2 separate regions of the Mus musculus genome follow, and region 2 is linked to region 1. The links are chromatin contacts, found by Hi-C or POLR2A ChIA-PET in ENCODE. All regions are on one chromosome and are shown on one strand. The core of a region is the stretch at or near the end of the contact, and the rest is flanking DNA. Distances in the headings are between cores, read along the strand shown.

Region 1 (4,776 bases), core at 106-2,605:
CCTCTTTCTTCTCATGTGCCAGATGTTAAAGACAGAGGAGGAAGAGTGCAATAGTACTCAAGCCTCAGCTGTTGAAATGTTTTTATTGGGGCTCACTGTTCTGGGTTATTATTTATTACTAGACTGGCAAAGCCTAACCCCTTAGGTTTTTACAGGAAGTATGCATATTTTTATATAAAAACAGTTGTGTCTAACCCACATTTGGCTGTGTTTGTTGCCTCAAAAAAAAAAAAATTGCAGCTGTTAGAACTTTTCCTCATTTGTCTCTTACGTTAAAGGCCTTGCTGGAGAGGATGGAGCACAGAACAGCCTTGACAGTCTGTAATTAGTGTACAAATATTTTAATAGCATAAAGTAAGTATATTCCTTTTATTTTGAAACAAAATGGTCAGACACTGCCTTTCATGTGTTTGTTGCCTGTGGCACTCTTTTTAAAAAAGACTGTTACATATTAAAATAGTGTACATATATATATATATATAAATATAAATATTACCTCTTTGTGTACAGTTGTGATAGACCAGACTGAAAATTTTATTTTTTGTGTGCTTTTTATAAAAAAAAAATTAATACACTAAAGAGAATCTTGCTGTGATTGTAATGTACCTATGTAACTTATTTACTTTTGAATGTTCTGTATCTTAAGACCTTTTATTAAATAAGGTTTTAAAAAAAATTCATTGTTGAATACCACATTCTTATAGGGGTGTTTTTGCCGTCTGGGACTGATAGGCCTTGTTTTGCTTGAAGAGAACTTACCCGCCTTTTCGGGGCCATAAACATTCTGTTTTGCTATCTTGTATACTCAGTAAGGATAAGAAGGCAATATGTTTGCAGTTTGCCTGGCTACAAAGGTAAGTAGTCACGGGGTTTTGTGTACACACACACACACACACACACACACACACACACACACACTTTAAACAAGAAAGCCAAGTCAGACACTCACAGGAACCAGTAGATGGAATTCTCTTTCCTAGTTTTGTGGGGAGGAACCAAGTAGTTGCAGAGTGGGATCAGGTGGTTCCCGGAAGTCAGAGTTAAAGACTGAATTCATAGAATGGATGAGCAATATGAGATAAGTCCGTCGTGGTAGATGCGTATCAATAAAGCCAGCTTAAATCCACGGCAAAATTAAATAAAGCATGCGTAGCAATAGCTAAGAAAGAATCAGGGAAGGCGGGGGGGGGGGTGTAAAAAGAAATGCGCCGTCATAGAATAGACTCCTCAAACCCCTTCTTGGCACCATAGCAACCGCCAGATCCTCTGGAGCCCGCGTATCTCGCGTCGTCATGGACACAGTTGTCACGGTGACACTGGGGGAGACAAGCGGACCGGTTCCGCCCTCCACTGCAGCTGCACGCCGGCCGTTGCGGGAGCGCGCGGACATAAGCGCTAGGCAGAGCTGCCTCCAGCCGAGTTTCTCCCCCATCCCGTGCTTCCTGCCGCTTGGGTTCCCGGTGCTCGGAGTGCCGCCTCTCCCCACGTAGCCAAGCCACGGCCTCGCGTGACCCTCAGCCCGCCGGCGTGCCGGGGAGAGGTGGGAGGAGCTGCCACGCCCCGCGACCGCACCCAGCCATCTCCCGCCCGGAGTCATCAGTCTTGAGCCCACCTTGCTCCCTCTCTTTAAGCGGTGACGCCAGACACAGCTGCAGCCAGTTCAGCCCTCCCTGCCCGGACCAAAGGGGGCGACATTCGAGTGATAGGCGGAGTGTCCCGTGGCTCCCGACCCTGACTTGGGACCCGGAAGGGACAAGAAGGAACTCTGGTGTCTTTTGGTAATTGTGGTTGCCTGAAGCTTGTCGCCCCCTGGCCTACCGGGGGAGGAGAGCATGTTGTATTGTCCTAGGCCCTATAGCCTCGTGAGCCAGTCCAAGCAGTGTCTGTAGAACTGGCACTTTTAATAGTTGGGTGAAATGGCTATGACACTATTGGAAGACTGGTGCAGGGGAATGGATGTGAACTCTCAGAGAGCTCTGTTGGTCTGGGGGATCCCTGTGAACTGTGATGAGACCGAAATTGAAGAGACCCTCCAAGCTGCGATGCCCCAGGTATCCTATCGAGTGCTGGGGAGAATGTTCTGGAGGGAAGAAAATGCTAAAGCAGCCTTGTTAGAGCTCACTGGGGCAGTGGATTACTCCCTGATACCCAGGGAGATGCCAGGCAAAGGAGGGCTCTGGAAAGTGGTGTTTAAACCCCCCACTTCCGACGCAGTTTTTTTGGAAAGGCTGCACCTCTTTCTAGCTAGGGAAGGGTGGACCGTGCAAGATGTTGCTCGTGTGCTTGGGTTTCAGAACCCTGCTCCAGCTCCAGGCCCGGAAATGCCAGCAGAGATGCTCAACTATATTTTGGATAATGTTATTCAACCTCTTGTTGAGTCCATATGGTATAAGAAGCTGACGTTATTCTCCGGGAAGGACATTCCCGGGCCTGGCGAGGAAACCTTTGATTCCTGGCTGGAGCACTCAAATGAAATCATAGAGGAATGGCAGGTGTCGGATATAGAAAAGAGACGGCGGTTGATGGAGAGTTTGAGAGGCCCCGCTGCTGACGTCATCCGCATCCTCAAGACCAACAACGCCGCCATAACGACCGCAGAATGCCTGAAGGCTCTTGAGCAGGTCTTTGGGAGTGTGGAGAGCTCTAGAGATGCACAGGTCAGATTTCTGAACACTTACCAGAACCCAGGAGAAAAGTTATCTTCGTATGTTATCCGTCTGGAGCCTCTGCTGCAAAAGGTAGTAGACAAGGGGGTCATTGATAAAGATAACGTGAACCAGGCTCGCTTGGAGCAGGTCATCGCTGGGGCTAACCACAGTGGGGCCCTCCGAAGGCAGTTGTGGCTGGCCGGGGCTGAGGAAGGGCCTGCACCCAACCTCTTCCAGTTACTGGTGCAGATTCGAGAGGAGGAAGCCAAGAAGGAGGAGGAGGAGGCCGAGGCCGCCCTCTTGCAGCTAGGCCTGGAGGGGCACTTCTGAGTCCTAGGACTGGCCAGGCTGCTTTTGATATACCTGTGACGTTTTAGTAAGCCTGCCACTCAAAGCAAGCACCCAGCCTCCTCCTGGCTTGGTTTTGTTTCCTGAGGGATGGGATGGGGAAGTCAGGCCCGCATATTCCTGTAACATTCACAGAAGTGTGTGATTGTCAGGAGCTGCAACGGTAAAGGTGGTCCTTACTGCCTAAAGTGAATGCTTGATGCCAGCCCTCCTGGCGACATCTCTGACAGCTGTGCACAAACGTGAAGCTGTGACACTTCCTGTCAAGGTGGTTGCGAAGCTGCAGGTTCTGATGCTAACCGCGCACCAGGTTCACAGACTGTACAGTACAAACTCTTGTGTTTGTTACTAACACTGTGGATGGTTTTACTGTAAATTGTTCCCAATTTGTATCGATGGAAAGAATGTGATTCTATTAGAAGATATTACTCATCTTGAAAAATGCGGATTTCTAATTCCTCACGGCTCAACGCTGGAATCAGTTTCCCTGAAAAGGATCCTCGGACTAAAAGTGGCATGTTAGAAAAAACCAGGCCTTTACCGAGCTGCACAATCAGTTCCTCACGGTGGAAGACAGAAGTCCTAGGGGGAGTGGCCGTGGCCAGTCTACACTTCCCCCACTTCAAAGACTAGTCATTTAATAATTGGTCAGCGCTAAGGGTTCTAAGTTTGAAGTTATTGAATAGATGTATACAAATAAAAATTTGAAAATTCTCATTTTTCCTGACACGTATAAAATTTTTCAGTTAATTTAGCTCCGTATATTTTTCTCCTAACAAGGACTTTTGTTCATGTAAAACAAAACAAAACAAAACAAAAATTACCCTCCTTGCTATGAATTTAAGTTGCAGTGTCACCTATACATCTTGGTTGGGTGGTTCCTTGGTTGTTTTGTCACAGTCCCACTCTGTAGCTGAGGCTGGCCTGAAATTCACTCTGTAGCCCAGGCTGACCTCAAACTTGCAGCGGTCCTGGGATTACAGGTTTGAGCCACTACCCCTAGCTATTTCTTGTAGATACTGTCTCACTGTGTAGCATGGGCTACTGCTCTTGAACCTGTGATCCTTCTGCCTACCTCTTGGGGGCTGAGATTCTAGGCAGACACTACTACATCTACCTTTCAGTGAGTTCAATTTCCACATGACTTCCTCAAGGCAAGAGATAACAACCAAAGAGAGATGTTTCTATGAAATCTGATAAAAAAAATTGAATTGGGGCTTAGGTTAGCTAGCAACCTTTCTGTTTTAAAGTCATTGTGTGACTGACAGTGTTTCGGCACAGAAACAATGATCTAGTCCACTTTGTGTGCAAAGTGTTTGTCTCCCAATAGCCATTTTATAAGTTTCAGTGACTGCAGATGCCCACCTCTGAGCTCCCGGGTCAATCTGGAAATGCCCTGAAATTTTCTTTTAGGGTCTGAGACTAGAGCTGGGGTAATAGGCACTGTCAATCTCTGAGGTTTTGCTTCATGGATGCACCAGTGTGAATGGGGCAGGGCAGAGAATGGGGCGGGGCAGGGTGGGGGTGGGGGACAGGACTCTGCCATTCTGCCATTTGTTAATTGTGACTGTTAGCTGGTGGATGCTAATATTCTTATGTGTTGGTCCAGATTTTTCTTTTTAAAATATTGTGTGTATGTATGTTGGTGTATATGTTATGGTATGAATATGGAGGTCAAAGGACAACTTGCAGGAACCCATTTTCTCCTTCTACCACGTAGGTCCCTCAACGTAAGATTTGACTTCCTACACTTTTATACAAGCTCGAATTCCGCTATCCT
Region 2 (4,243 bases), core at 648-3,147, 140 kb before region 1:
AATGAGTGCGTCTGAAGACGGCTTCAGTGCACTTATTTATAATAATAAATGAGCAGAGCCAACCAGAGTGAACAGAGGTCCTAAATTCAATTCCCAGCAACCACATGAAGGTTCACAACTACAGTGTACACATATACATAAAATAAATAAGTCTTTAGGGAAAAAAAAAAAACCAGAACAAGGAATGCTGGTGTTCAACTGGCTTTGTCGTTTTTATTCAGTCCAGGACCCAAACCTAAAAAATCGTCCTACTCAGCCTTGGGGTGAATCTTCCCACCTTAGTCATCTTAAAATGAAGCCAATCCCTCATGGGTACACCTTGAACTTGTCTATTCAGTGATTTCTGATCCCCCCAAGTTGACAGTCAGTGTTAGGCATCACACGGTGACAGTTATCTGTTCTCCATTTTCAGCATTCTGCCTTATTTCTCTAGATACACATAACAGAGCCAGTGTGATGCCTCCCACCTGTAATTCAGCACATGGGAGGTAGAAGAGAGAGGAATGAGTTCAAAGCCAGACTTAACTACATAACAAAATTCAAGGCCAGAATTCTGGGATATGAGAGACCTTGTCTCGAAAACAAACAAACAAACAAACAAACAAAATCAACCATGACTTACTCACAGGTTCTCCATCTAAAATAAAGATCACATTCAAGACCTGAAGGGCAGTGGGTTAGGAGGCATCATAATGGAGGCAGAGCTGAGTAGACCTCAGTAAACCCCATTTGCTGTTAAATTAAAGTGGGTTTCTAATTGATTCGACCATTCTAAAATACCACCAAAAGATCTGGTTCAATGACAGTCATTAAAAATACGCCTTAAGCATCTGTGTAGCAGACTATTGTAAGGAAAAGCTCACTGAACTCACAAGGGCAAAGGACATGTTCTGTTTCTAGCTGGGTGGGACCTCGGAGGGGTCATATAGTTTATTTCCTGAATGTTTCCAGGCATCCCAGAACTGGGTGAGTTGACATGCTCTAGCATGGTAGCGTCTTACATTTGTAATCCCAGTTATTGGGCAGATGGAATACAGACGGCAAATTCAAGGCCAGCCTGGGCAAATTAGTGAGAACCTGTCCCAAAATAAAAATGAAAAACAGTCTGGCAATATAGCCCAGTAGTAAAAACCTCTTGCCCAGCATGCATAGGGGAGGTGGAAGGCTGATCTTGGACTCAATTCCCAATACAGAAGAAAATAAATTATTAATCAGCTTGCTTAAATACAACTCCGTCCTCAAACACCACCGCCATGAAGTTGCAAACATGCTATCCTTTTCACAGACGCCATACAGGGGCTGAATAACTTGTCCAAGGTCGCACAACTTATCCCCAATATCTTTTAATAAAACACACTTCCTGTTTAGCCGTACTTTGTTCAACCATTCTGCCACAAAGGGCTCTGCTGACCTTCCCTGTGCTGTCTATGCCATCGTGTGCAAATGTCCACCTCAGAAAGCCAACCTTCCTCTATGGCTCCCACGACTAACCACTTTCACAGAAATTACTAGTAATCTCACATTTTCAAGCCGACTTCCTGGATCCTCAGCACCAAGAGGATCAAAACCTCTTGGTGCTGAGGTTTTTCAACATGACATAAGTATACCCCTATGCGTGGCACACAGTAGGCGCTCAATAGATGTTCAAATCTGAAGCACCTCAAACACAGTCGCGCCCAAACTTCACCCTCGGAATTCTTACAAAACGGAGAGCACCTGTTACGGGGCATTCCCTAGTCTAGCGTCCCAAGCTATACCGCCGGTGTCGCCCGGAGCTCGAGGAGGACGCCCACAGGTCACCCTGGCTCGGCACTTCCTCCTTTTCTGCGGGCTTAATCCAGCTTCCGGTGCAGCGATACAGTGGCCCCCCTGCGTGTCTGTCAGTTTGAGATCTCGCGGGATTTGATGAACAGCGAAGGGTCAGCTGGCGGCACGACCTTAGCCCTAGGACCACACTGCGCAAGCGCAGGACTAAGCCGGCCTCCTTGCCCTCTCGTCTCCTAGGGCCGGGGTTTTGAAGTTCATACGCGATCCTTTGGTCCCCAAGGTTGGTGAGAATCACAGGATACGTTGCTAGTCTAGGCAAGGAGTATCCATAAGTTAACCTCATTAGGGCTCCGTGGCCGACCCCGCCTCCAGGACCAAGAGAGCAAATTAACTAATGACTTCAGATCAAGTCCCCTGTGTCCTCTTGTGCCCCCAGAGGTTGAACCCGCGTCCTGGCACGGTCTAGGCAGACGCCCTGACAGCCAGCCCCAGCCTCTGGAAGAAACTTGATTCATGTTAGATTCACTGAGTCTTAGGTTGGGGAATCACAGTGAGAAATAGCATCAAGTCTAACCCTTGTTTTGTAGGTGAACAAGCTGAGATCTAGAGGACTAAAGCAGCGGTTCTCAACCTTCCTAATGCTGTGACCCTCGTGCGTGGTGACCCCCCCAACCATAAAATTATTTTCATTGCTACTTCATAATTGTTATTTTGCTATTGTTTCGACCCGTAATGGAAATGTTTTCCGATGGTCTAAGGGGACCCCAAGAAGCTAGAAACTCATGGTTTGAGAACCACTTGACTAGTCACTATCGGGTGTGGTTTGTTTCTAGAATAACTTGGGATCTCCAGGAACTGCAAACCCTAACGGACTTAATCAAGCGGCTGTAGGAATCGCCCTTAGCACTGTATTCCAGCAAGGGCTAATCGCGGAGCTCTAACTCTGGTATAAAGAGTAGCTGAAAAATACCAGTACCGCCGGCAAATGGGCAGCCATCAGATGGACTGGAGGCCCGGGTAACAGAACATCTGAACATTTTCACTTCGTTTGGAAAACTTGAAGAATGGGGTAGGAGACTGTTACCACATTCCAAATAACTTTCCAGCAGGATCTGATCTCTTGGTGGTCAGCTGAGTGAACCAGAGAAAGAGGAAACGCTCAAAAACAATAAAAGTGATAGCAGAAAACAGAGGGAGACTATAGATTACATCTAAAACTCAAAGAGAAGAAACTTAGTTTGGGCCCTTTTTGATGTGAAGTCCCCTTTTCTCCAGGTCTCAGATGTTCAAAAACTGCATGGAGGAGTTCAGGTTTATTTATTTTCCTCCCTTCTGAATTTTCTCTTCACACTAAGGGTTACAGTCGTTTGTATGACTTGAGTTGTACCATGTATCATATGGGTATTTTTTTCCTGATATGGTTTTATTTTTATTTTTTGTGGTGTGGTGTGGTGCGGTTTGGTTTGCATCACGGTGCCGCTACATAGGCCTGGGTATCCTGGACCTCACTCTGTAGGCCAGGCTGGCCTAGACTCAAAGAGATCCACCTGCCTCTCCCTTCTGAGTGCCTGGACTGAAGGTGCCAGCACTGGCTTTGGTTTTTATTTTCAAGGTTGCGGCCACTGCCATTTTACTAATGTGGAAATGGAGATTAATCACTCAAGCGCCAAGATGAAGGAACTAAACGTAAAGGAACAAGTCCCCAAATGAGAGCAAATACGTCCTTCTGTTTCTGCCTTTGCTGTGAGTTCAGGATCCCCTTCTCTTCCTTCTCTGCAGCTTTGCGTTGTCTCTCATCCTTTAACCGGTGCCAGAGATAAATGTTTTCCAGACTTAACTTGAGGGAGGTGCCAACCTTTCTCCCCCCAACCTAATGCAAACAAACTGTGGCACAGTCTGCGTCCCTCGCCCCAACATTCCTACTAAATATAAGCATTTAATCTGATAGGTTTATGTAATCGTTTGCTAAATGACCTTTTAAACTACAATGACTCCATTTGAATTCCTGTGAAGTCATCTCTTTCAGATTGCAAATTACTCAGGAGGAAGAATTAAAGTATGTCTAGCCTTCTTACTACATAGCCACTCCACGCAACAGAGATAATTTGGTGCTAAACAAATACATTTTCATGGAAGTGATAACTGTTCATAATGCCAAACCCAAACATAGATTCTAAAGAAATAACACACACGGGAGGTAAAAACCATACCTGCCTGCCTCTGCCTCTGCCTCTGCCTCTGCCTCTGCCTCTGCCTCTGCCTCTGCCTCTGCCTCTGCCTCTGCCTCTGCCTCTGCCTCTGCCTCTGCCTCTGCCTCTGCCTCTGCCTCTGCCTCTGCCTCTGCCTCTGCCTCTGCCTCTGCCTCTGCCTCTGCCTCTGCCTCTGCCTCTGCCTCTGCCTCTGCCTCTGCCTCTGCCTCTGCCTCTGCCTCTGCCTCTGCCTCTGCCTCTGCCTCTGCCTCTGCCTCTGCCTCTGC

What was found. A loop is a pair of places that touch in the nucleus more often than their neighbours do. ChIA-PET counts read pairs that join two places held with the same protein, here RNA polymerase II (POLR2A).
Region 2: a map of mouse trophoblast stem cell shows a loop between it and region 1 (2.2-fold over the local background). The contact joins the promoter of Ptgr2 here to the promoter of Pnma1 in region 1. A Hi-C loop is called at or near these places in 2 of 37 maps with a recorded cell type or tissue (mouse embryonic stem cell and mouse trophoblast stem cell). POLR2A ChIA-PET finds 5 or more read pairs at or near these places in 1 of 5 experiments (embryonic stem cell).

Annotation. Positions count from the first base shown.
Region 1 is chr12:84,145,068-84,149,843 of GRCm38, reverse strand. Pnma1 (paraneoplastic antigen MA1) reads left to right here and starts at 1,355. Exons shown (of 1, transcript NM_027438.3): 1 at 1,355-3,713. The coding sequence starts at 1,917. The coding sequence ends at 2,978. Mideas (mitotic deacetylase associated SANT domain protein) reads left to right here. Exons shown (of 13, transcript NM_001163501.1): 13 at 1-676.
Region 2 is chr12:84,282,950-84,287,192 of GRCm38, reverse strand. It overlaps Ptgr2 (prostaglandin reductase 2), which reads right to left and starts at 1,897. Exons shown (of 10, transcript NM_029880.3): 1 at 1,717-1,897.